3 separate regions of the Homo sapiens genome follow, and all the other regions are linked to region 1. A link is a loop called in an ENCODE intact Hi-C map of the cell type or tissue named here. Cell type or tissue: heart right ventricle. All regions are shown on one strand.

Evidence for each region. Peaks named below come from ENCODE experiments on the same cell type or tissue, not always from the same donor. Only the 100,000 strongest peaks of a DNase experiment are listed, where the experiment ranks them.
Region 2: a loop joins it to region 1, with 32 times the contacts of the local background. A loop is called at or near these places in 53 of 110 quality-filtered maps.
Region 3: it touches region 1 in a loop (4-fold over the local background); 17 of 110 quality-filtered maps call a loop at or near these places.

Annotation. Positions count from the first base shown.
Region 1 is chr3:38,518,508-38,526,507 of GRCh38, forward strand. EXOG (exo/endonuclease G) reads left to right here. Exons shown (of 6, transcript NM_005107.4): 6 at 5,394-7,796. The coding sequence ends at 5,855. Among named protein-coding and RNA genes, the nearest start is that of EXOG, 26 kb to the left of the region's middle. In heart right ventricle, a CTCF peak has its summit at 3,063 (motif pointing right); a DNase peak (open chromatin) is centred at 3,085; H3K27ac peaks cover 5,157 bases.
Region 2 is chr3:38,838,193-38,846,192 of GRCh38, forward strand. SCN11A (sodium voltage-gated channel alpha subunit 11) reads right to left here. Exons shown (of 30, transcript NM_001349253.2): 30 at 7,572-8,000. Among named protein-coding and RNA genes, the nearest start is that of SCN10A, 26 kb to the left of the region's middle. In heart right ventricle, CTCF peaks have their summits at 3,023 and 5,909 (motif pointing left); no DNase peak of the experiment used is centred here; H3K27me3 peaks cover 342 bases.
Region 3 is chr3:39,026,279-39,034,278 of GRCh38, forward strand. It overlaps SCN11A (sodium voltage-gated channel alpha subunit 11), which reads right to left. Exons shown (of 30, transcript NM_001349253.2): 2 at 6,102-6,225. Among named protein-coding and RNA genes, the nearest start is that of SCN11A, 22 kb to the right of the region's middle. In heart right ventricle, a CTCF peak has its summit at 4,722 (motif pointing left); no DNase peak of the experiment used is centred here.

The DNA.
Region 1 (8,000 bases):
CTTGCAATTACGTACGGCAATTCAGAGTGCTTGGAAAGTGTTTTGTTTTCTCAGATCTAGCCATTTAATATTTACTGCTTGCTTACAACTATACTCTGAACCTTATTTTAGGAAGTTGTACCCAATAAAAGGGTTTATTTAGTTTTCTGTCCAGGCAATGAAGCATATATGTGTTTTTACTTTGGGGGAAGTAAAGCAAATGAACTGGCATTTCTTGAGGGCCAGGTATACCAGGCAGTATGTAAGTAGCTTTATATATGCATCTCATTCAATCTTCACTACACCCTTACAAAAAAAGTAGTGACCATTTTCTTTTATAGACAAGAAAATCAAGGCTTTAAGGATCAAGTCTCAGGCATATAGCTTATAATTGTCAAAGAGGGTATCCAAACATGGGTCTGTCTGACAATTGCCAGTCATTCACAGTGTTACTCTTTGAAGCGCTCAAGTTTATAGTAAATGAATTGCTGTGCTGTTCATATACAAAAGCTTAAGGTTAGCAGATAATAAAAGATGGTGTGGATGGAGAGAGGAGTTACAAGTGATACTTGCTAGCATGCAAAAATAACAGAAAATGGGCCAAGAGGAGGATTCCTTATAGCCAGGCAGAAATGTCTGTTAGAATATGTAGGAAAGGATCACATCATCATAGAACTTGAGTGAATATGAGCCTAAGGGAAGATTCGTAGCAGTGATTTTATCAGAAGTGAGTCATCTGACAGTTCTAATCAGAATCACCCCCTTTATTATATAGCTGAGGTCATCCCTGTGCTTTCTCTGATGTTCCTGTTTCAAGAAGAGGTTGATTCCAGACAAGTGAAACATACCTGAAGATTCTGGTTTGGACATTATAAATGGTCTGACAAGAAAGTGAGCTTCAGATTTTAGAACTCAGTGATGGTGGTAATGTTAGAAATATTTAACAATCTGTGTTCTTTTATAACAGCACTTTGCAAACTTCCATTATACTAACCCTAAAGGGGAGGAAATTGAAAATGCCCTCAGGAGTCTTGAGACATCATTTGAAGTGATATGGGAGTAATATTTTTTTTTAAGTCTCTTGCTTTATATTTAGGGAAAGCTTTTGTTCATTTCCATATCTATTTGTTTTAATGAAAGTTAAATTATTTTACTGGTTGTCTCCCTACCCTCACCCTAAATTTTCAAGTACCATTGACAGCCTAGAAAGAGGGTGCTTGTTTTACTGTGACTTAGTAGGCTGCTACCCTTTGGCCTGGAACAGGTACCCCAGTGTGAGAAGTACCGTCTTCCAGGGTTTGTGCTGCCACAAAAGCATCTGCTGAGGCTCTATAGATAACACAGGGGGCGACCACATTCTTGTTGACTTTACCACACTTTGTGACTCCCTCACTTTTCATGTTCCTTCCCCCCCTCAGGTTCGGATTTCCTGTTTATCAAACTCCCATGGTTTCTTTCTTTCACTTGATCGGCATGACTTTTTAAGGGCGTGGTCTCTTGATCTGTCCCTCTAGTTTTATTTTTGGAGTTTCTTTTTTTGTCTTACCAGGGGAATGTAACCAAATATATCTATCTAATTCTAGCAGGTACATATTTTTTCCTCTTGATGCTGCTTAATATTTTATTGGAGGCACATTTACAGTATGTATGACCTTACAAATGGCAGGCTTAATATGGGTATTGTTTGTTTTGGGTCTCTTCTGGGTCTGGGTGGCACAGGTGGTGGTGGCAAATTGTCATTTCTGTCTCTTGGATGGAAGGAAACAAGCTCAGGCCAGTATATAAGAAAACTAGCTTCAGGTTGCGAATGAGTGCCAGCTTATGTATTGTATTTTCTAGTTAACTCCCAGTTGACTTCCAATTTTTGCTACAGTCTTGAGTAGAGTTCAGTGCTTCTTGGGAATTTAATAGCAGCAAGGGTTTCCTTTGCAAAATATTTTTATACCTAAATCTTACATGAAAAGGGTTGTTTGCTGACTCACTGATTAACTAGACTTGGTTTATGTTAAGCCTTTGAGTCCTTTGTTACAGACATCATTTGTGCCCAAGTTGCTTTCTCCTCCTGAAACCCCATTGCTGACCTGTAACTAGTCTAATCTTGCTTGATTATACGTTTCCCCCGCCCCCATCCCTCTGTAAAACCATCTTTTGTACCAAATGCCGTTGTATCTTTTGAATGATGTCCACTACAAAATAGCTTTTTACATAGATCTTGTAGATTTTGAAAAATTTTTAACTAACATGTCATTGTATCTTCATAACAATTCTATGAGAGAGGCATTTATAAAATACAAAATAGCAATCCACCCACGGGGATGGCTGTTACGTATTTTGTAAATGAAGAAACAAGAAATGGGTGGACGCGACTTGCAGCTTAGTGGCAAAGCCAGGTTTGACCAGGTCTCTGGGCTTCCAGTCCACCAAACCTCTAGTAGTGTTTAGAAACATTTCTGGAAGTCTCCCAATTTTTCCAAAAGTAGGAAAAATTTATTATGTAGATTGAGTTGTCTTTAAAGAGACAGCTCTAAAATATTTTACGATTGATGTTGTTTTAAAAAATTGTCTTAAATTCAAGGAAGAAACGGTGTGTTTTTCTGAATACCCAACTAGGACCTGTCCCTATATTAGACAGATTAAAGATGTTTGCTTCCTAAGAACAAAGCAGACTGAATCAGAAAAGAGATTAGTGAGTGGCTAAGTTTTTATTTTTCTCCTTAGTTCTAGGGATAGTATTTTACCCCCTTGAAATAGTGTGAGAAGGTCATGGGTAGAAGGATCACACCTGTGATTCCTAATAGGAATTTCTGTTTCCATGAGGTTTCTCAAAAGTAGAATCGAGGTCCTTTAGCAATTGTAAGAGTTTTTAAACACCTATAGAAATGGTACATTTGCATAAAGTAAAGCTGTAGAACTGAAAATGTCCAACGTCTTTACTTTTGGCTGGAATTTTACGAGCCTGATTAGCTCTGCATGGCAGCAATGGGCATGTTAATTATATTTGAAAATTGCCGTTTGTTTGTAGACAAGGAGTCCATGAGGAGAGAAAATCAAGTGAATGTTCTTGAACTGTACTGCAGTGATGGGGAATGTCCACAAGGTGGCGCAAAGACTTTGTTTAACTGCTGGATTCCTAGCTAGCACCTGGAATACTTGAAGCCCCTTTCACCTTCTCCCTCTTTGCAAACTATGGCTCAGCTGCATCTGTGCCCTCAGTTCTGGTCCCCAGCTTCCCCTGAATCCCCTTCGTGCTGTTATTTGGGCTTTGTATTGGTACCTAACCACATTCTACCTGTAGTGAAAGCTGAAGGTCTTGGTTCCCACTCTAGGTGGTAAGTTTCTTGAGTGGAGGCACCAGCTGCATATACTTTAAAGCATATTCTTTTCTGTATTTCCAGCAATGCCAGGCACAGGACCTCTGAGTTGCATTGTTGAATTAACATCTTTTGGTTATTTGTGAGTTAATTGTGGACTTCCATAGGGTTCTCCCTCAGTATATTTTTGGCTTTGAAGAGTATGTTTATCTTCCCAGCTGCATAAATGAATTTTTGGGGTGAAATGGGGATTTTATGTTTGTAGTACATAGTTTCATAGACTTTACACCACACCCCGACCAACCACTTTCAGTAACTTCGAAGACAGTTGGTTATGGAAATCATTCCCGTGCACGGGTCTTCCCTGAAGCTCTGCAATTGGTCTTGGCAGTGGGACCTTCATGTGTGACAGACAGCAGATGGCCATGGAGTTCCCAGGCTGTGTGCCATGTAGGTAGGAGCTTGAAAAAAGCAGAAAAGAAACCTCCTTTGTAGCTGTCGTGTCTCTGTCTTATTTGGGCTCACAAGAAGGAATCTTGCTGCAGGCAGAGCTGTCTGATCAGGAAAGAAAACTGACTCTTACCAGGGAAGGGCCCGGGAGGGGCAGTAATACCAATGAGCATGTTTTAGTTGGATTATGTCAGTTATTGGGGACCATTAAGTAAATAGATGTTGAGTATTTTCTTTTTCAAAAAAGCCTTTTTGTTTTGTTTTGTTTTGTTTTGAGATGGAGTTTCGCTCTTGTTGCCCAGGCTGGAGTGTAGTGTCACAATCTCGGCTAACTGCAACCTCCACCTCCCGGGTTCAAGTGATTCTTTTGCCTCAGCCTCCCGAGTAGCAGGGATTACAGGCATGCGCCACCACGCCCAGCTAATTTTGTATTTTTAGTAGAGATGGGGTTTCTCCATGTTGGTCAGGCTGGTCTCAAACTCCCAACCTCAGGAGATCTGCCTGCCTTGGCCTCCCAAAGTGCTGGGATTACAGGCATGAGCCACCACACCTGGCCCAGATGCCAATTGGAAGGAAATTTGAAAAGGTTTAGTAATAATGTTATTTCATTAATTTCAGCCAAACCACACAACTAATTTATGTTTTCTAGGCCTGACCCTGGCTCTGGCTTCTTCATTGTGTGGATACCTTTCCAAAATGTTTGATATGACAACATATTTAGAAGTTCTTTGATCACAAGCCCAAGGATGTGCAAAACTCAGAGCAAACAGCATTTACATTTATGTAATTTAATTTTAAAAATTAGCCCTAATTGAAGTGATCCTGGAGATGGTAATGTTGACTTGACACCTGGCTGCTTCTCTAAGGGCTATCTGTTTAGTTCCCTAGTGAATTTCATAAACTAAGGCCATGTTTTTATTTCTAGAGCTGGGAGTACCCAAGCCTGCAGTTTTGACCTTTGAATGTTTGGAGCACCAGAAGTTCTGATTATGAGATGAAGAGAAAATGACAGCTTTTCTTGTCTATTAAAAAACCAGGACTCACTCATGGCATTCCTTTGTCCTTTGTCCTACAAACAGAACAGAGACTGTGACCCCTGATCTTTGGGTTGGCATTATTTTATTTTTATTTTTTGAGGTGGAGTCTTGCTCTGTCGGCCAGGCTGGAGTGCAGTGGTGCAATCTCGGCTCACTGCACCCTCTGCCTCCTGGGTTCAAGCAATTCTTCTGCTTCAGCCTCCCAAGTAGCTGGGATTACAGGCGCCTGCCACCACACCCAGCTAATTTTTGTATTTTTTTTTAGTAGAGATGGGGTTTCACCATGTTGGCCAGGCTGGTCTTGAACTCCTGACCTCAAGTGATCTGCCCGCCTTGGCGTCCCAAAGTGCTGGGATTACAGGTATGAGCCACCGTGCCTCACCTGGGGTTATATTATTTTAAAGAATGTGATCAGAATTGACCTGTTAAATACTCTTCTTGTATGTGAATCTCTGAGTCAGTTTATTATTTTTGGCAGTTGAATTTAAATTCATTAGAACAGAGTGGGATGGCTTATAAGTACATTTCAGCAATGCATTAAATAAGTATTTTTCAGAAAAAATTTGCGAACTGTTAGCACAAATTGGCATCACTAATATGGCTGCTTTGTTTTTAGGTGATTGGCGAGGACAACGTGGCAGTCCCCTCACACCTTTATAAGGTAATCCTGGCCCGCAGAAGCTCAGTATCTACCGAACCACTGGCGCTAGGGGCCTTTGTGGTACCCAATGAAGCCATCGGCTTCCAGCCCCAGTTAACTGAATTCCAAGTGAGCCTCCAGGACCTAGAGAAGTTGTCAGGACTGGTGTTTTTTCCTCATTTGGATAGAACTAGTGATATCCGGAATATCTGCTCTGTGGACACCTGTAAGCTCCTGGATTTCCAGGAGTTCACCTTGTACTTGAGTACAAGAAAGATTGAAGGAGCCCGATCAGTGCTCAGACTGGAAAAGATCATGGAAAACTTGAAGAATGCAGAGATTGAACCAGATGATTACTTTATGAGTCGCTATGAGAAGAAGCTAGAAGAACTCAAAGCTAAGGAGCAGTCAGGAACCCAGATAAGAAAGCCATCCTAGTTTTTATCTCAAGATGTGTCATACCGTCTGTAATGAAGCAGGCATGCCCTCTTTAGGCTAACATATTTTAGTGGCTTTGCTTTTTGCTTTTTAAAAAGTTTTTCTCTTTAAGAGATGTGGTCTCGCCGTGTCATCCAGGCTGGAGTGCAGTGGTGGAATCATAGCTCACTATAGCCTCAAACTTCTGGGCTTAAGCAATCCTCCTGCCTCTGCCCCCTGAGCAGCTGGGACTACAGGCACACACCATCACCCTCAGCTACTAGTGGCTTTGCTTTAAAGAAACAGTGGAATCCTAAATTTATGACTAAAAATTCCCCCAAAAGATGAAAGATCTACAATGTTTTTGTCAGTATTATATTTGACTCAGGAACTAATTATTAAGGGAGCTTTGACACCTGCAGATGGAGGGCTGATCTTGTGTCAAGTTAACAGGAAGACTGCCCACAGATGACACTGCATTTGTATCCCTGTGGATGTAGAGTATTGGGAAGGCATTTGTTTAGTTTCATGCCTCCAAACCATGCATTGTCTGTGATGTATCTGCCCAGCCTTCTCAGAACTCAATGTTGTACATTTTTCCCTCTAGGACCTGAATTGGTCTTGGAGGCAGCTTTTAGAAATCCTCTGTGTAGTTCCTGTCCACATGCACTATATATTTGTTTCTTTTTTCTCCTCTCATGAATCTGCTCGTTTCTCTACTTCTGTCTACGTAGAAGCACTCAGCAACTAGTTTCTGCTCATTAAATGTGTTCTATATACTAGGCTCAGTGCTTTACATGTGTTGTCTCACAATGACTCTCTGAGGTAAATACACTATCCCCATTTTACCTGTGAGAAAATTGAGGCTTAGAGAGCTTAGTGTCTTACCTGAGTTTCACTTTTCCAAAGTAGTCATCCACAAAGTATGAGGCAGACAGATCTAAGAGAAGAAAGACAGCTGAGGTAGATTCAAATCTTTTCTGACATGGATGGTGGCTTTTTACTCAGAAATATATACCTATTTCCATGGGTATTTGTGGGCCTGAGGCATGCTTGGCAAGAAGAGTCTGGTTTCTCGTCTGCTATGCAAGCCAAAGGGACTTTAATGTTCTTTGAATTGAACCCTCCTTAGCTCTGTGGAAAGAGACAGTCAGGAATATTTGGGAATTAGACGGCAATACTTTGTGGGGTTTATTAGAGCCCATGCTTGCCTCCAGAGATACAGTTCTTTTAGTGACCAGATACTGCCAAATTGATGTGTTCTTGCTTTCCAGGTGAGCTTTTTGTTCTTAAGATTAAGAAACCTATGAAGGATCTGCAGCCAGGCATGGTGGCTCAGGCCTATAATCTCAGCACTTTGGGAAATCGAGGTGGGTGGATCGCTTGAGCCCAGGAGTTTGAGACCAGCCTGGGCAACATAATGAAACCCTATCTTTACAAAAAAATACAAAAATTAGCTGGGCGTGGTGGTGCACACCTGTAGTCCCAGCTACTCGGGAGGCTGAAATGGGAGGATTGCTTGAGCCTGGCAGGTCAAGGCTGCGATGGGACATGGTCATGCCACTGGACGCCAGCCTGGGCCACAGAGGGAGACCCTGTCTCAAAAAAAGAAAAGAAAAAAGAAAAAGGTCTGCCCACAAAATCACTAGCTTATTATTTGCTTCCTGTGTGCCTGCTTGTCTACCTAGCATAGTAGGCCAAAGGTCCAAAGGCATTTAGCATTCCTAGGGGAAATTGTGGCTGTTTTTCTGAGCCAGATCTCTTGATTTGGGTTTACACGGAGTCCTTTCATGGACTATCCTGAGTATTGTCAGTAAAACGTCTTGGGGCATAAGAACTTGTCTGAATCTGTCATACATACCACTGCTGTCTTTTCCGAGTGGTATTACAAGAAAGATTTTTGTGGTGTGTTTGTTCTAAGAGAAATGCCAAGGCTTTCAGATAAAGATAAGATGATAATGATTGACATTGTTCTGCTCTTTTATTTGGGTAAAAAAGGAAAGTTGAGGGGTCAGAACACAGTAGCCTGATTAGTACCATTCTGTTTTGTCACACTGTTCCCCATTAGCTTGTACCAGTTCTCCTCTTCTCGGGGATGTAGAGCCAAAATGTCACTGTGACCAAACAATCTGTTCAATTTTTTCTCCTCAATGGAGAGGTGATGGT
Region 2 (8,000 bases), 320 kb after region 1:
AACTGCACACATTTAAAGCATACAACTTGATAAATTGTGACCCATATTATTCACTTGAGAAATCATTACCATGAACAAGATAGCAAACATATCAACATCCTCAAAAGCTTCCTCCTGCCTCTCTATCCTTCTTTCTTATCAATCCCACTCTCACCCCCAGCTTACCATGGGTTTACTTGTCATTACTGTTTAGTTTACATTTTTTAGAATTTTAGATACATGCAATCACTCAGTTTATACTTGTTTTTGTCTAGTTTCTTTCACTCAGCATAATTCGTTTGAGAATCATTCCTGTTATTGCTATCAACTATCAATAGTTCATTCCTTTGTGTTTACTAGGTAGTATAGCATTGGATGGATATACCACAATTCATTTATCCATTCACCTGTTGATAGATATTTGGGTTGTTTGCAGCTTGGGTCATTAAAAATAAAGCTACTATTAGTGTTTGTGCACAAGTCTTTGTGTAGGCATGTTTTCATTTCTATTGGGTAAATACCTGGGAGTGGAATGGCTGAGTTGTGTGGTTGGTAGGTGTACGCTTAACTTTACAAGAAATAAGGAAACTGTTTCCTAAAGTGGCTAGCTATTTTATGTTTCTACCAGCAATATATGACAGTTCCAGTTACTCAATATCCTCAACAAAACTTGATAGTGTCAATTTTTTCTTTCTTTTCTCTAAAGTCCACTTTATTGTTTTTCTTCTTCAAAAATTAGTACTTTATATGTTGTACTTAAGAAATCTTTGCCAACCCAAGATCATTCTCCTATGTTTTCTTGTAGAAATTTTTAGTTTAGCTCACATTTATGTCTATGTTCTATTTTGGTTAATTTTTGTATATGGTGTGAGGTAAGAATCAATGTTCGTTTTTGTTGTTTTTGTTGTACCTGAGTACCCAGTTATTCTAGAAACATTTTTTGGAAATGGTTTCCTCATTGAATCTCCTTGACATCTTTGTTACGTATCAATTGAACATATATGTGTGGTTCTATTTCTTTTCTGGATTCTGTTCTGTTCTGTTCTGTTCTGTTCTGTTCCATTGAGCTATTTATCTATATTTATGCCACTAATACACCATCTTGATTACTATAGCTATAGAACATTTCTTGAAATCAGGTAGTGTTGACCACTCCAACTTTTTTCTTCTTTTTCTGTTATTTTCGCTATTCTAGGTCTTTTGTATTTTCATATAAATTTTAGAATCAGCTTATTAATTTCTACAAAAAACTTTCAGGGACTTTAGGATTGCTTTGGGGAAAAGTTATGTCTTAACAATATTGAGTCTTCTGATCCATGACCATAGTATTATCTTCTTTAACTATTTAGATCTATTTAAATTTCTCAAAATGTTTTGTAGTTTTCAGTACACAGGTCTTGCACCTTAGTTGTCAAATTTATTTCTAAGTATTTCATATTTCCCCATGCTATTGTAAATAGTATTTTAAGTTTTAACTTACAGTTGCTCTTTGCTAGCATATAGAAATACAATTGATTTTAAAATAATGATTTTGTATCCTGCTGCCTCCCTAACCTCACCTTTTTTGTAGATTCCATAGGAATTTCTATGTAGTCAATTATGTCATTTGCCAACAAAGACAGTCTTACTTATTTTCCAATGTATCTGGATGTCTTTTACTTTTTCTTGCCTTATTTTCCTGCTTAGGATTTTCTATACAATGTTGAGTAGAAGTTTCATGAGCAGCCTTCCTTGCCTTGTTTCAGATCTTTGGGGGAAAGTATACCATTATGTAGTTAGCTCTCCTTTATTTTATGCTCTTCGTCAGGTTGAGGAAATTCCCTTTTATGCCCAATTTGCTGGAATCTTAGAGCATTTTTTTAAAAAAATCAGGAATGAACGTTAAATTTTGATAAATGACTTTTTTTCCATCTTTTGAGATAGTCATATGATTTTTCTTTTTTAGTTCATCAGTATGGTGCATTACACTGATTGATTTTCAACTTCCGACCATTCATGTATTTCTGGGATAAATCCCATTTGTTGTAATGTATTTTTAAAAACATATTTCTGGATTTGATTTGCTAAATTTTGTAAAATATCTTTGGATCTATGTTCATGAAGCTTATTGGTTTGTAGTTTCCTTTTCTTGATACGTCTTTGTCTGGTTTTTATACCAGGACCTCATAGAGTCAATTGGAAATATTTCTACTGCTTCAATGTTTTGCAAAGTTGTGTAGAAATTGAATTATTTTTTCCTTTCCTGGAGTTTTCTTTGTGGAAAGAATTTTAACTAAAAGCTCAATTTTTAACCTAGATATAGTACTATTCAAGTTATTTCTTCTTGAGTGAGGCTAGTTTATGTCTCTTGTGGAATTTATTCACTTCATCTAAGTTGTTGAGTTTATCAGAATAAAATTGTTTGTGATAATCCCTTATCATGTTATTTTCTGTAGAATTTATTGTCTATAGAATTAGTGGGTGATTCTACAACAACACGATAATAAGGGATTCATTCTATTCTCATTCCTGGTATTGGTCATTTATAACTCTTCCTTTTTTAGCTGGAAATTTTTCAGTTTATTGATCAGCCCAAAGAGCCAGCTTTTGGTTTTATTGATTCTCTTTATTATTTTTCTGCATTCCATTTCATTAATTTCTCTCTTATCTTTATTATTAATTATCTTCTGATTAGGAGCATGTTTTTAGTTTCCAAAGCAGCTTTAGGGATTTTTCAGGTATCTTTCTGTTATAGATTTCTAATTCAATTCCATTGTGATTGAAAACATATTTTTAGGATTTGAATATTTAAAATTTATTGAGACATTTTATAGTCCCATCTTGGTAAATGTTCTATAAGTACTTAAAAATAATGTGTATTTTGTTCTTACTGAGTTCTATAAAAATCAGAGCAAGTTGGCTGATAGTTTTGTTCAAGTCTCCTATACCTTTTTATATTTTCACTCAGTCCTGGAGTGGTCACTCCCAACTCCAGGCAGGGCGTTTCCCTCACTTGATGTCTCCCCTGATTAGTGGTCCATCCCTTGAGGCTTTGGTGCCCTCCCATGGAATAGTAGAAACCTCTCTTTTCAAACTTCAATGTGAAAATGGATGATCCAGAACATTACTGAGACCTTCACTTAGATCCAAAGCAATTTTTTTTTCAAGTATTGCTCTTTAAAACATTAATTTAGGAGAAAAACTGCGTAGAAGTCTAACTAGGGCTCATGAATCAATAGAATATGAGCCATCAGCATGATTTGGCTCCAGGTATATTTCCTATAGTCCTATAGCTCCAATATACCTCCTATACTTAAAATATAGGAAGAACTTAGAGTATGGAAAGGGGGCAGGGGAACTTGAAGCTGCACTGGCACCAATGACACAGTGTTTTTACTTAGCCTGTATGCTCATTCAGAGTATCTTGAATTGGGGGATTGGTGCAGATTAAAGGAAGCTAAATTAGTACCCCCAGGATACCTCTTGGTAGCACTACAGTCAGACTAGTACAGTTGTAGTCTACATTAATAGAAGTCTATTGTCCAAAAGGAAAAGATGTTCCATTGCTCCCTGCTCTTCTAAAACCTGGGCACCTGGTTTTAGAAGAGATAGATTAACCATATTTAGAAGAGATAGATTAACCATAGATTGCCTGAAGAAGGGAGAGAATAGAAAAAGGATGGAAGCTCTGTCAAAATATTAGGGGACCAAATACATCTACAGAACTGAGTATATTAAATTTGGAGAGGGAGCACAGCATCTCCCCAGTGTGAGTTTCCACATTGTAAAGACAACTTTAAAAACATGCATTACTTTGAGAGAAAAAGAAATGGATGCAAAAGGTTCACAGACACTAGCAAGAAAACCCTGTACCTTCTGTTTAACATCAAGCACATTGTCTCTTTTTGTCTGAGAGGCAGTGCAGTATAGTGGTTGATAGCTTGAGACCTAGAGCCAGAATGCTTGGGTTTGAATCCTGACAAAACCTCTTACTGGCTCTCGAAGAAGCCTCTTATTTCCTCTACATGCCTTAGTTTCCTCATCTGTATAATGAAGGTTACAAATAGTTTCTACCTAATAGAGATATTGTGAAGAGGTAAGGCTGGTAAAGTGGTTACCTGGCCCAGAGTAAGTGCTCAATAAATGTTAGCTCTTGTTTTCTCAGTGCTACTTTGATTACTCCTTGTGTATCAAGGGACAGGATTGCCCATTCAATGACCCCGGAGGTTCTATCTGGGTTGCCAGGCAACAAGCAATCTGGAATCAGTGGCTTACCCTCCTTGAGCAGGAGTAGCTATACAGGATTTCGGATCCCCAAGGGCATTGGGTGTTAGAAACTGACATTCCAAGACTGCTCCCTGGAATAGCTGGCTCCCTGGCCCAATTGTTTATAAGGCAAGCTCTCATCTTCGCCCTATAAAAAGGTAGAGCAATAAGGGGTGGGATTCTTTCCTGGATCCTGCATGCTGCTTGGTGGAAGGGATGAAAAGGTGGGACTGTGTATCTCATCTTGTTGACCCAATTTCTCCAAGGAAGCCTGCTCTGTTCTCACATTACATGTCATGGTATTTACTGTCACCTACTACCCCACATTCTTCTCTGAACTGTCTCACTCCTCTTCACCTTCATTCCCTGAAAACATACCCTCAGGGCAAGTCCCTTGCCTGCTTCTAGAGCTGGGTGTACTCTCTCTCTCCCATGATGTCTGCTCCTGGGGTTTCAGACATCACCTTTGCACCGAAGACTCCTGTCCACACCTTGTCCTCAAGTTCAAGTCTTGGCTGGGCATTGTCAGTTAGACCTGACATCTTAAACTTTCAAAATATTTAAAATTGAATTACATTTTAGATGTTCTTCCTCAGCCATTAAAACAAACAAACAAACTCCAACCCTTGCTCCTCCTATGCTATTAACTTAGTACCCTTTACTGTCATCTATCTTGTCCTCCCTCATGGTCAGGCAGCTGGCACAAGCATCTTGGAATCACACCGCATTGCCCTCACCTCCTTCCTGGCTCAGTGCCTCTTCCCTACCAGGATCAGACCTTGTTTTTCTCCATTCCACCTTGCACATTCTATCCAGTTATTTTTCTTCCCTGCTAAAACACCTTCAATGCCTTCTTATTATCAAAATACGCTAGAACTCCTCACTCTGGCATTTGAGGCTCTCCACAAATGTCTGTGTCTAAGATTCAGTTGCTGCTGCTCCACTCCCTATACTCCATGTCCAGTCAGTTGGGTAATTCATACTTCCTCACACTTTCTAGTTGCCATTGAGCTGCCTGTACTGTCTCCCCGACTTCAAACACCCTCCAAAACCAGGTTCACCTGTCAAAATCCTACATACCTGTCAAGCGCATCCATCTCAGATGCTCCTCTCTCAGGAGGTCTTTCTGTGAGCTTGCTTCATTCATGTCCTCAGAGCAGAGGCATGTTTCTGGTTTATTACACTTGTTATGTTGTATTGCATTATTATTGCATGGACACTCATCCAATTCTCCTGCCAAAGAGCAAATATGCTCTTGAGACTATAGTCCTATAGTCTATTTGGTTAGAAGCAGTTTACACAAAATACACTGCATTCATCCTTGGAACATGTCTGCCAGATGAATTGCACGGGGGCTGATCTACCTAGAGTAAAGAAAACTCAGAGAATAAGGGGACTGGATTCATGTGCCTGGAGGGCTGTTTGCAGTGGAAACTCAGTATGTCCCAGGGAAACAGAGCTCACACCAACATCTCTGCCTCCTGAGGGTGTCCTGGATCCTCTCGCAGTGAGCAATATTTCTAGGGATATTACTATGAGCTTTCTATCACCCATCCAGGGTTTAGATAATTCACCATATCCTGCCTGGGCTCTTCTCCCTTCAACCCTATGGCTTTCTAAGTGCCAGGCCTGTGTACAGATGATGTGCAGCCCTCTCCGAAAAGAACATGTTGGACATTTGCTGCCATCTAGTGAAGGTAGAGTGGTCCAACCTTTTGATAAAGCTAAGCAGATCTTGTTTTCTCCCTAGGAGGTGGCCCCTGGAAACCAGCCCTGGTTAAACAGAAGCATGTCAGGGTATACAGGTGTGCATGGAAGGGAGGAGGGTGAAGCCTGTTTTATTATTATTTTTATTTTGTTCCACATATTCTGAGGGTGAAGCTTCTATACAAAACAGATCACATTCAAGCTCCTGCATGGCAGTCTGGAATGGGCAAGACCATGTCCTTCCAGATCCTCCCCCTACCTCTAGCCAAAAGGTACCCTTCTTGAAATGATGACGAGCCATCTTTTTTTTTTTTTTAGAAACTTGATAGGGAATCTATAAAACACCTAAGGTTCATAATCAGAGCTTCTTTTAAAGGAGCCATAGGTTACTTCCAGTACCTCAAGGAGAATGTGGCCATGACTTTGTAACTAGTGATTTCCACAAGGCCCTCCCAGTCCTGCACAGGAGCCCTGGTAGCCCATCTCAAAGCTTCCCTGGTCCTGAGCCCACCCACTTCCCCTTCCCATCATGGCACACAGGCTCGGGCTCCACCAGGTGCATGACTGTATGCAGGTCACTCAACTTCTCTGAGCCTCAGTTTTCTCCTTTTTAAATGGGGTATATCTTCCTCATTGGGTTGGTACGAGGTACAAAAGAGATCATTCATGACAAATGCTTAGCCAGTGCCTGATGCACAGAAACCACTAAATAAATATTAGATAATGATATTATCACTATTTTTACCAATGCTTCAGAGCACAAGGCTGCCTACAAAACTCAGGCCCTTGAAATGAATACATCAAGTCATGGTAAGATCTTACACACTGAAAATAATCACCTCTCAGCCCACCACAGGATCCAGTGCTGCCATTCCCTTTGCTGGGCAGTGTGGGGCAGGTCAGAGGGCCCGACCTCAGACTCCAGGCTGCTGACAGACACATCAGTTCTTCTCACCTGTCTGAGATACAGGGTTCCAGGGCTATCTCTATGAGGTTTTCCTCCACTCCTCAATGATCACAATGTAGGTTCTTTGCCCCTCGCCCAGCCTTTTGGGGGACTGAAAGCCTAATGCCTGTTTGACCTCTTGGCATCTCCAGTTTTTAGGGAACTCCTGGGCTCCTCCTGCTCCCAAGCCCTTTTGATAGGTCTGGGTGTTTCTTTGAAACAGACATTCAGCCAAAACTGTAAATAGGGCTCATCAAATGGCTAAGATCACTGGTTAAGCAGTATGTCTATGGATCTCTCACCCCGTGCCCCACGTGTTGCTAAGAGGGTACTCTCTCTGTCCAAGGTGCCCACTGCAAATATCTTAACCAGCCAAGTGGGGCTCTCTTTTCAGTTTCAGCAAGTGATGTGCTGCAGTCAGCTTGAGCCAGCTCTCAAGAACTTATTATGAGCATCTCTTCTCAACTCCACGTCCAGTAACATGTTGATAGCTTGAAATCAGCCATAATGGGAGTACTCACACCACAGAGATTAGTGAATGCTATAAAGCATGGCTTTCTTTTTCCTGAACAGTCAGTTGTTAAACACTTGTCAGATACACCACTGGTTCTAGTCTTTAATTGCAAGCAAAGCACCACATTTAAACCACTACTCACACAACCACTGAACAAAAGGGGAATATTAGTGTACTACCTGAAAGGAACACAAACAGAAAGCTTTATTGAATTTATATATATATATATATCTGAGATGGTAGCTTGTGAAAGGGTAGTAATTGACAAGTCAAGATTGTGCCTCTAGGTTTTAAACAAACCCAAAATAATTAATGTTGGTAAAAAATGTCTGCAATAAGCTATTCATTTATTGGCAAGTTTTGAATTTTCATTTAGCATGCAAAAGAGCTACATGTGATAAACCACATACTTGCATCAGGAAAATATCAAACAAAAATGATGTATCTAGAAACATAGAAAATACAACTTAAAATTTTAATGTGTTTTTTGTTTCTTATTCTTTTTTGTTTAGATATAATTTGAACCATGTTTCTTTTCTTTTCTTTTTTGAAACAGAGTCTCACTCTGTCACCAGGCTGGAGTGCAGTGGCACGATCTTGGCTCACTGC
Region 3 (8,000 bases), 510 kb after region 1:
AGGTTCACTTTCTGAAAATTCATTAAGCTCTATACTTAAGATGTGTTCACTGTTCTCTACCTGGGATATAATTTAGAAATGTCTTCTAAACAACTCATTTGCTCACCACGAATTATCTGAACTACAACCTCGCCGGGTCGTGGGAGTTCTCCCTTTTCCCATCATGATGAAAACCTTTAAGTCCAACTTCCCATGATACCAGTGATTTTCTCCCGGGTAAAGGGCCTTTAACATCCTGCAGACCTCTGTCAAGGAAAACCAGGGCCAGACAGAAGTTAAAGCAGTGAAGACAAATTTTATTCAGGAGCTATTGCAATAGGGAAAGAGAGACCTCAGTTTAGAATGGGCTCCCTTCTGAATACAAGGACAAGTGGGAAATTATGGCCAAGGTGCAGGGTGAGGTCAGTGGATGGAAATTACTAAAAGGGAACATCAGCAATAAGAGGGATTCTAAACTGACTCAGCTTCTAGCTGAAGGCAGCCAGGATAAGAAGATACTGAGGGAGAGGGGTTGAGGAATTTCATCAGATATCAAGGGTGGTCAGATACCAAGGGTGGGGGATTCTAGTGACACTAACTCAGCAGGATTCTTTCTGAAAGCAGAATAAGCAAGCCAAGGACAGAGCCCATGGTCTGGGTCTTCAGGGCTTAGAAGAGCCTTATTAGTGTTAAGTCAGAGAGAGTCTGTCGCTCTAGATGTCCCTAAAGCCCCCAGGGGTAGGAGAGCTAACTTTCCTAGACAACTTCTGAAAACAGCTGGCCCTCCAAATCAAGACTGCCTGATGCCACTTCCTCCCATGGAGGCCACTTCCAGGAATGGGTCACTCTACTAGAAAAAAAAAATGTCCAGCAGAAGCCCTGGCCCTAGAAACAACTCACATGGAAAGATGGGTAGAATGAGGGACATTGAACATCCCTGTCTTGTTTACCTTGGCATGGGGGATTTTCCTTTACTCAATAAAGACTATTCCTTACTTAAGTCATGCTTGCAAAGCCAGTGGCAACCATAAAGGGCCTCATCTGGCAGGATAGATCCTCCTTCAGTTTTATTAAACCACGAGATTTGCAAAAGGATTGTTACTGGGTTTTGGGGGTCATTCACTTACTCAAGGTTGACACCAGTTTTTCAAAAATCCCTGCTTGTTGCCCAGGGGTCAGTGCATGATAGTGAGATTCAGAACATATGACTTTCTTTTGTAAATTGGAAGCTCAGCTCGAAAGTGTAGGTAAGAAAAGAAGGACCAGCATTGGCACTCAGCTGTGGGCAAATTTCTCAAGCAAATGAACTTTAGGAATAAACACTCGGCTTCTGAAAGTTTAGCCCCTTAAAACTATCACTGCCCCTATCCCTTAAAACATCTCACAAACCCGACTGGGGAGGCTGTTTACCCCACATTCACAGCTGCTATTTCAGATACTACCAAGGTTGAAGCAAGGATTTGAGAAGTAAGGAGGTAGGAGAGTTCTTCCTTAGCTGGTGGCTTCTCTGGAACTAGCAGATGATTAAAGCTGGCATTTTACCTTCTAGAGCTTTCTTGGGCACTTCTGGGAGCCCCAGCTCTGTGACCCAGCTTCAAGTCTCCTGAAGAGGTGACATATTCTGCTCCTTGGACTAGCTGCATCCCTCTCAGCCCTGGGTCATGGTGATGCACCCACACATTTTTCATAGTTGAAGACTTCTTTCTCACCTCCCAGGTGGTCCTCTTGAGTGGGACTTAATTCAGTTCAGCCTGGATTTTTCTCCCATCTCCCACACATCCATCTAGTCTACAGAAAACCCTCATCAAACCCCTACCCCCTCCCAAATAAAAAACTGTGGGAGTACAGTCTGTCAACTAGCACTCTTGTGGCTCTACCACCAAAACAACTAGTTGGCCCATCTCTAGCCCTCTAGATTTTGGAGGGTTACACCCCAGACCACCCATCTGGTCACTTACCAAGCTCTCAGATGCTCTCACTGAAGATCTACCTCATTATATTTCAGATCACAGCATACATCCCCTTGGCGGAGAAGGGATAGAGTTCATAGTACAGATTTTTTCCAAAGAAATAGTTTAACCCCTCTTCCCATGTTCTGACACTGTTAATATCCTTAAACCTGCTAGATGCTTATAACTAGTTCTCAGGGATATTTCATTTGTCAATTGGCACATAGGATCCGTCTTAAACCTATTTGAGATTTTATATTAATTATGTTTCTACTTCAGGTCAAACTGAGACAATAAACACTCATGCCATACCATTCTTTAACTGCTGTCTTGTCCTGTTTTCTGTTGTTATAACAGAATGCCTGGGACTGGGTAATTTATAAAGAAAGGAAGTTTATTTGGCTCACAGTTCTGGAGACTGAGAAGTGCAAGGGCATGATGACAGCTTCTGGCAAGAGCTTTGTACTGCATCATAACTTGGCAAATGGCATCACATGGCAAGAGAGCAAGAGTGTGCAAAAAAGACAAAACATGAGGGGTGGCCTTGTGTTATAACAATCTGCTCTCATGGTAACTAATCCAGTCCCGTTGGAGCAAGAACTCCCCATCGAGAACTAACCCAGTCCCATGAGAGCAGCATTAATGTCTTCATGAAGGCAAAGCCCTCATGACCCAAACACTTCATAAAGTTCCCACGACTTTTCAACATCATTACATTGGGAATCAAATTGCAACATGAGTTTTATAGGGGACAAGTCATATTCAAGCCATTAGTAACTGCCTATGCGTGGCAGTATCAGTAACTGTCTGGATGCATCTTTATGGATGTATCAACAATTCATTTAATCTGTCATGGTCATTTACTTCAATAATGCTTTAATAAATATCCCTTTACCTGTGTTTTTAAGTCAACTGTTAATATACCGGTAGGTAAATTTCTAGAAAAAGAGCTAAGTCACTCTCTGAAGGGGTTATACCAATTTACCCTCCCAATCTAAGTGTAAAAAAAGATGGTTTTTCCACATCCTCTGAACACAGTACCTTATTAAACTTTTAAACCTTTTCCAATGTAATAGGTAAAAAATTATATCTATATAAATATGTATTTTCTTGATTATAAATGAAGTTAAATATATTTTTATGCAATTTAAAACCACTTATTTTCTTTTACTATGAGATGCCTGTACATATCTTTTGCCCATTTTTTCCTATTGTGCTTTTGGTATTTTTCATATTAACTTGTAAACACTTCTTGTATTATTAGGGAAATTGGCTCACTGTCATGTGTGTTCCAAACAGATTTTCCCATAGTGGGAAAGGACATAGTGGGCAGGGGAACCCATGAAGAGATGGTTCAAGGCAAACGTAGTACAACTCAGGGCATTTAGAATGTAGCTACATTTGGAACAGCATCTCTCACATCTTCTCCTGTCTTCCAGATGTTACTGAGTTGTTACCTTCTCATTCATAGCAGTTCAGCAATGAAGATTTAATTGAAATGTAAGAAAAAGGGTCCATTGGACAGTCACCATGGCAACTGCCCCTCCCACAATATTTACCATTCAAAGGCTTCTGCAGGCATTCATGTACAACCAATTAGCAAAGAAAGATTCCAGATTCACAACCCTAATTTTGAATGCAGTTTGAAGGTGCTTAGAGACATAAAGAATGCCTGTGCTTTCTATAGGGAGATTACTAGGAAAAGAATTGTCTTCAGTTCCAGCTTCTGTGGCAAGATGATTTGTTCAGACATTAGAGTATATTTTGTTTTTAGTGTAATTTTTCTTCCATTTCCACCATCTGCTGAGGGTTGCCAGCCCACAGTGCTTGCTGGTCTCAAGAGTGGTTTATATTCCTGGGCATAAGGCAGAAACTGCTTAAAGATCATCTCTAGTCTTGCCCTTAGTGAAAGCTCAAGCTCACTGAAGAGTTTTAAACTATAAATCTAAGTGGGGAGGGGCATGGCGAGGAGAAGCCAATTCTCTTTGGAGGCAAGAGGAGGAGTGAGCGAAAGCAGGAGATGCTCTGCAAAGAGGGCAGACCTGTAACCACTGCTGAAAACATCTAGGTTGGTGACAGAACCTGGTCGTGATGGCTGGAGCTCTTCAGGAAGTGCAGCCCTAGGCACTGGGATTCCCGGTCCTAACAAAAAATCCCAGTCTCAACGGCAGAAAAGACCAGTGGCTCGCCCACTTCCACAGGACCATATTTCTGACACCCTAAGGCATCTCAGCCCTAACCACTATGGCCTGAGGATTGTTGGTGCTTCCAGGCATATAACCCCTGGGATACATGAGTGACTTTATGGTATATTAGAGTGTCAGAAGAATCTTAACAGTAACTGAAGTTACGTTTTCTATCATTTTAGCTGGCCAAGAGCTTGAAATTATTTTTATTTTTAATAATGCGACATCCAATTTGACACATCAGTTTGTGGATTAAAATTTACATCCAGCGCACGTTTTTAGACTAGTATTGTTAAGAAGCCTCAGCCAGTTCAGCTCCTAACAAAAATCCTACCACACACACACACAAAGCACATTTGTGACATGGTTTTTATATTGTTTTTATTTTGCCCACTTAGTACTTTACAAACACATTTTGCTTTATTTCTTTTAATGTATTTTCATGATCAATTATAGAACTTTTATGGGAGAAAATAGGTTTCCTGAAAAGATACTTTGGTTATGACTTTTCATCAGTAGGGATTAAGTGTTAAGTATTTTGAAGTCTGACTTGTCATATTCGCCAGTTAGTTCAAATCAAGGATGGCCTGGATGGTTCTCTACTGCCCTCCAGTGGGAAAGCTAGATGGAGGTCAAAGCATTTTTGAAATGGAAAATGGACTGGTTTATGTGTCTCTAATATTGGGACGTAAAATATATAGACAGAAGGAGATAAAAGAACTGAAGGATGTTTTCTTCTCAGTGTGTTCAGAAATAAGTGAACTGTTGAACAATGAACCATTCAGCACCATGACTTCTTACAACTTCAAAAGGATATTGTAAATACTGTATTTAAAACCGAGGTCTTGGCCAGGCACGGTGGCTCTCGCTTGCCTATAATCCCAACACTTTGGCGGGCCAAAGCAGGAGGATCACTTGAGGTCAGAAGTTGGAGACCAGCCTGGCCAACACGGTGAAACCCCATCTCTACTAAAAATACAAAAATTAGCTGGGTGTGGTGGCATGTGACTATAATCCCAGTTACTTGGGAGGCTGAGGCAGGAGAATAGCTTGAACCTGGGAGGTGGAGGTTGCAATGAGCCAAGATTGCACCAGTGCACTCCAGCCTGGGTGACAGAGTGAGATTCTGTCAAACAAAAAACAAACAAACAAAAAAAAAACAAACAAAGAAGGAAGGAAAAAGAAAAAGAAAGATAAAATGGAGGTCTTTCTGCCAGGACAAAAATAGTACACAACTTTGAACTTAAACATTTTAAGCATTCTGAGTCTCTATGTATACTTATATAATCTTGCTTTACTTCTGTATAATTATTTAATTATGATCTTCTAGTCTATTATATATCATAACACCCTTATTTCTTCAAAGAAGACTATTAAAGGGCTATGAAGAAATTATGCGGCTTCTTAGTTTCTCCGTGAATCTGATTAATATCCGTGATAGGCTTGCATTAAAAAGTTTATTTTGTTTACAGAAAAAGTTTGCCAAACCCTGCTAAGTCAGAATTCCCACCACATTTGCATCCTGCTTTAACCAACTGATAGATATATTTTACAGTGAAGGAAAAACTTAGAAAAAGTACATTTTACTAACATAAAAACAAACAAAAAAAAACCAAAAATGGTTATACAAAAGGAGTGGATTAATCTCTGAATACTGACTGATTCTTACGTGCTCATTTCCCCCTGTACTTCTAAATATACTTCTAGAACTGATGTGTTTAAAACAGATTGATGTCTGTGTCAGGAGCAGGGCAATAAAATAAACTCAGTTGCTCAAAAAATTAGTTTATTTAGCATTTCTGCATTATTTAAATGAGTCTTATTCTATTCTTTTAAAAATCTGTCTTTAAAATATCCAAATTAACATATTAATCACTAACAGACAGTGGTGGTTATAAATAAAGGCTCTAATTATGTTGCATTTTTAAATATATTTTCAAAATATATTAATTCCTCTTGAACAAACAAAAAATATGAAAACACTCACCGCTCCCCTCTGGTAAACAAGATGCCAACTCTAGGGTACGGTGGAAAGACATACTGGATACTTTCACTGTGTTCAGCAAATGGATTGAACATGGAGCCAAAAACATGCGAAGCACTGGGACAATCTGAAAACAACAACAACAACAAAAAAAACAAGCTTTATCATTTCACAAGACCTTTTCCAGGTTGTAAAAGCAAGAGAGGAGGCAAGAAAAACAGAAAATTTCAAACTGATTTGAAAATTTTTAAAAAGTGATAGAGCCTGTATTACATAAAACTTATGAGACAGTTGACTCTAGGAAATTATAACACTTTGCCAATGTTTCCTGGGCAAGCTGATTATTAAAAATAATACCTAAAATATATTGAATATTTCCTGCATACTAAGTGCTATGCTAAGATCATCTCATTTGAATTCAGAAGACCCATATGAAATGGGTACCATTTTTATTACCATTTTACAGATAAAGAAATTGAAGATGAGAGAAACTGGCCAGGCACAGTGGCTCATGCCTACAATCCCAACACTTTGGGAGGCCGAGGTGGGCAGATCACTTGAGGTCAGGAGTTCGAGACCAGCCTGGCCAACATGGCGAAACCCTGACTCTACTAAAAATACAAAAATTAGCCAAGCTATGGTGGCGGGCGCCCGTAATCCCAGCTACTGGGGAGGCTGAGGCAGGAGAATTGCTTGAACCTGGGAGGTGGAGGTTGCAGTGAGCTGAGATAGCGCCACTGCACTCCAGCCTGGGTAACAGAAGGAGGTTGCATCTTGAAAAAAAAAAAAAGAGAGAGAGAGAGAAAACTTAATTAACTTGCTCAGGTAATTGGCAGAAGAAAGATCAAACTTCAGAGGATGATTTAACAATAGCAAGTCTGGTTTGTTTGGAAGCAGAAGCCTTCTAAAACTCTTATTTACTTTTTATATTTACTTTTTATATTTACTACATTTTTGTTTATTAGACATGTGAGGTTTCTTTCCAGATGTTAAACTTTTTTCATGTACAATCTACATTTTATTGCACAAAAATGCTTAAAACAAAGATTCGAGACTCAAAGAGAACAGAACTACAATATACCTCAGAAGTACCTTGTGAGAAAAGCATTGTTATTACTATTTTACAGATTAGTTAAGACCTTGGGGGCTTGGAGAGATAATGTGAATTCTCAAAGGGCAAAGGCTGACCTAGGACTTGAACCACATCATGTGAATAACTTCAGGTGTGTAAGATTGACTTGAGAATATTCCTTAGGTCATGGCACATGGCTATCATTAGGCATTCACAGGGAATCTGAGAGATTATATGAACACATCACAGTACAGCTGGCCCTCAATATCCATGGGTTCCACATCTGTGGATTCAAGCAACTGCAAATAAAAAATATTTGAAAAAAACTCAAGAGTTTTTTTCTTGTTATTGCCTAAACAATATAGTAGAACTACTATTTACATAGCATTTACATTGTATTGGGTATAAGTAATCTAGAGATAATTAAAAGTATAGGATGGGCATGGTGGCTCACACTTGTAATCCCAGCACTTTGGGAGGCCAAGGTGGGCAGATCACAAGGTCAGGAGTTCGAGACCAGCCTGGCCAACATAATGAAACACCATTTCTACTAAAAATACAAAAATTAGCAGGCATGGTGGTGTGCATCTGTAATCCCAGCTACTCAGGAGGCTGAAGCAGGAGAATTGCTTGCACCCAGGAGGCGGAGGTTGCAGTGAGCCGAGATCGCACCACTGCATTCCAGCCTGGACAACAGAGTGAGACTCCATCTCAAAAACAAAACAAAACAAACAAAAAAACTATACAGGAGGCAACAAAATACCAGCAAATAGAATTCATCAGCACATTAAAAAGATCGTTCATTATGACCAAGTGGAATTCAGCCCAGA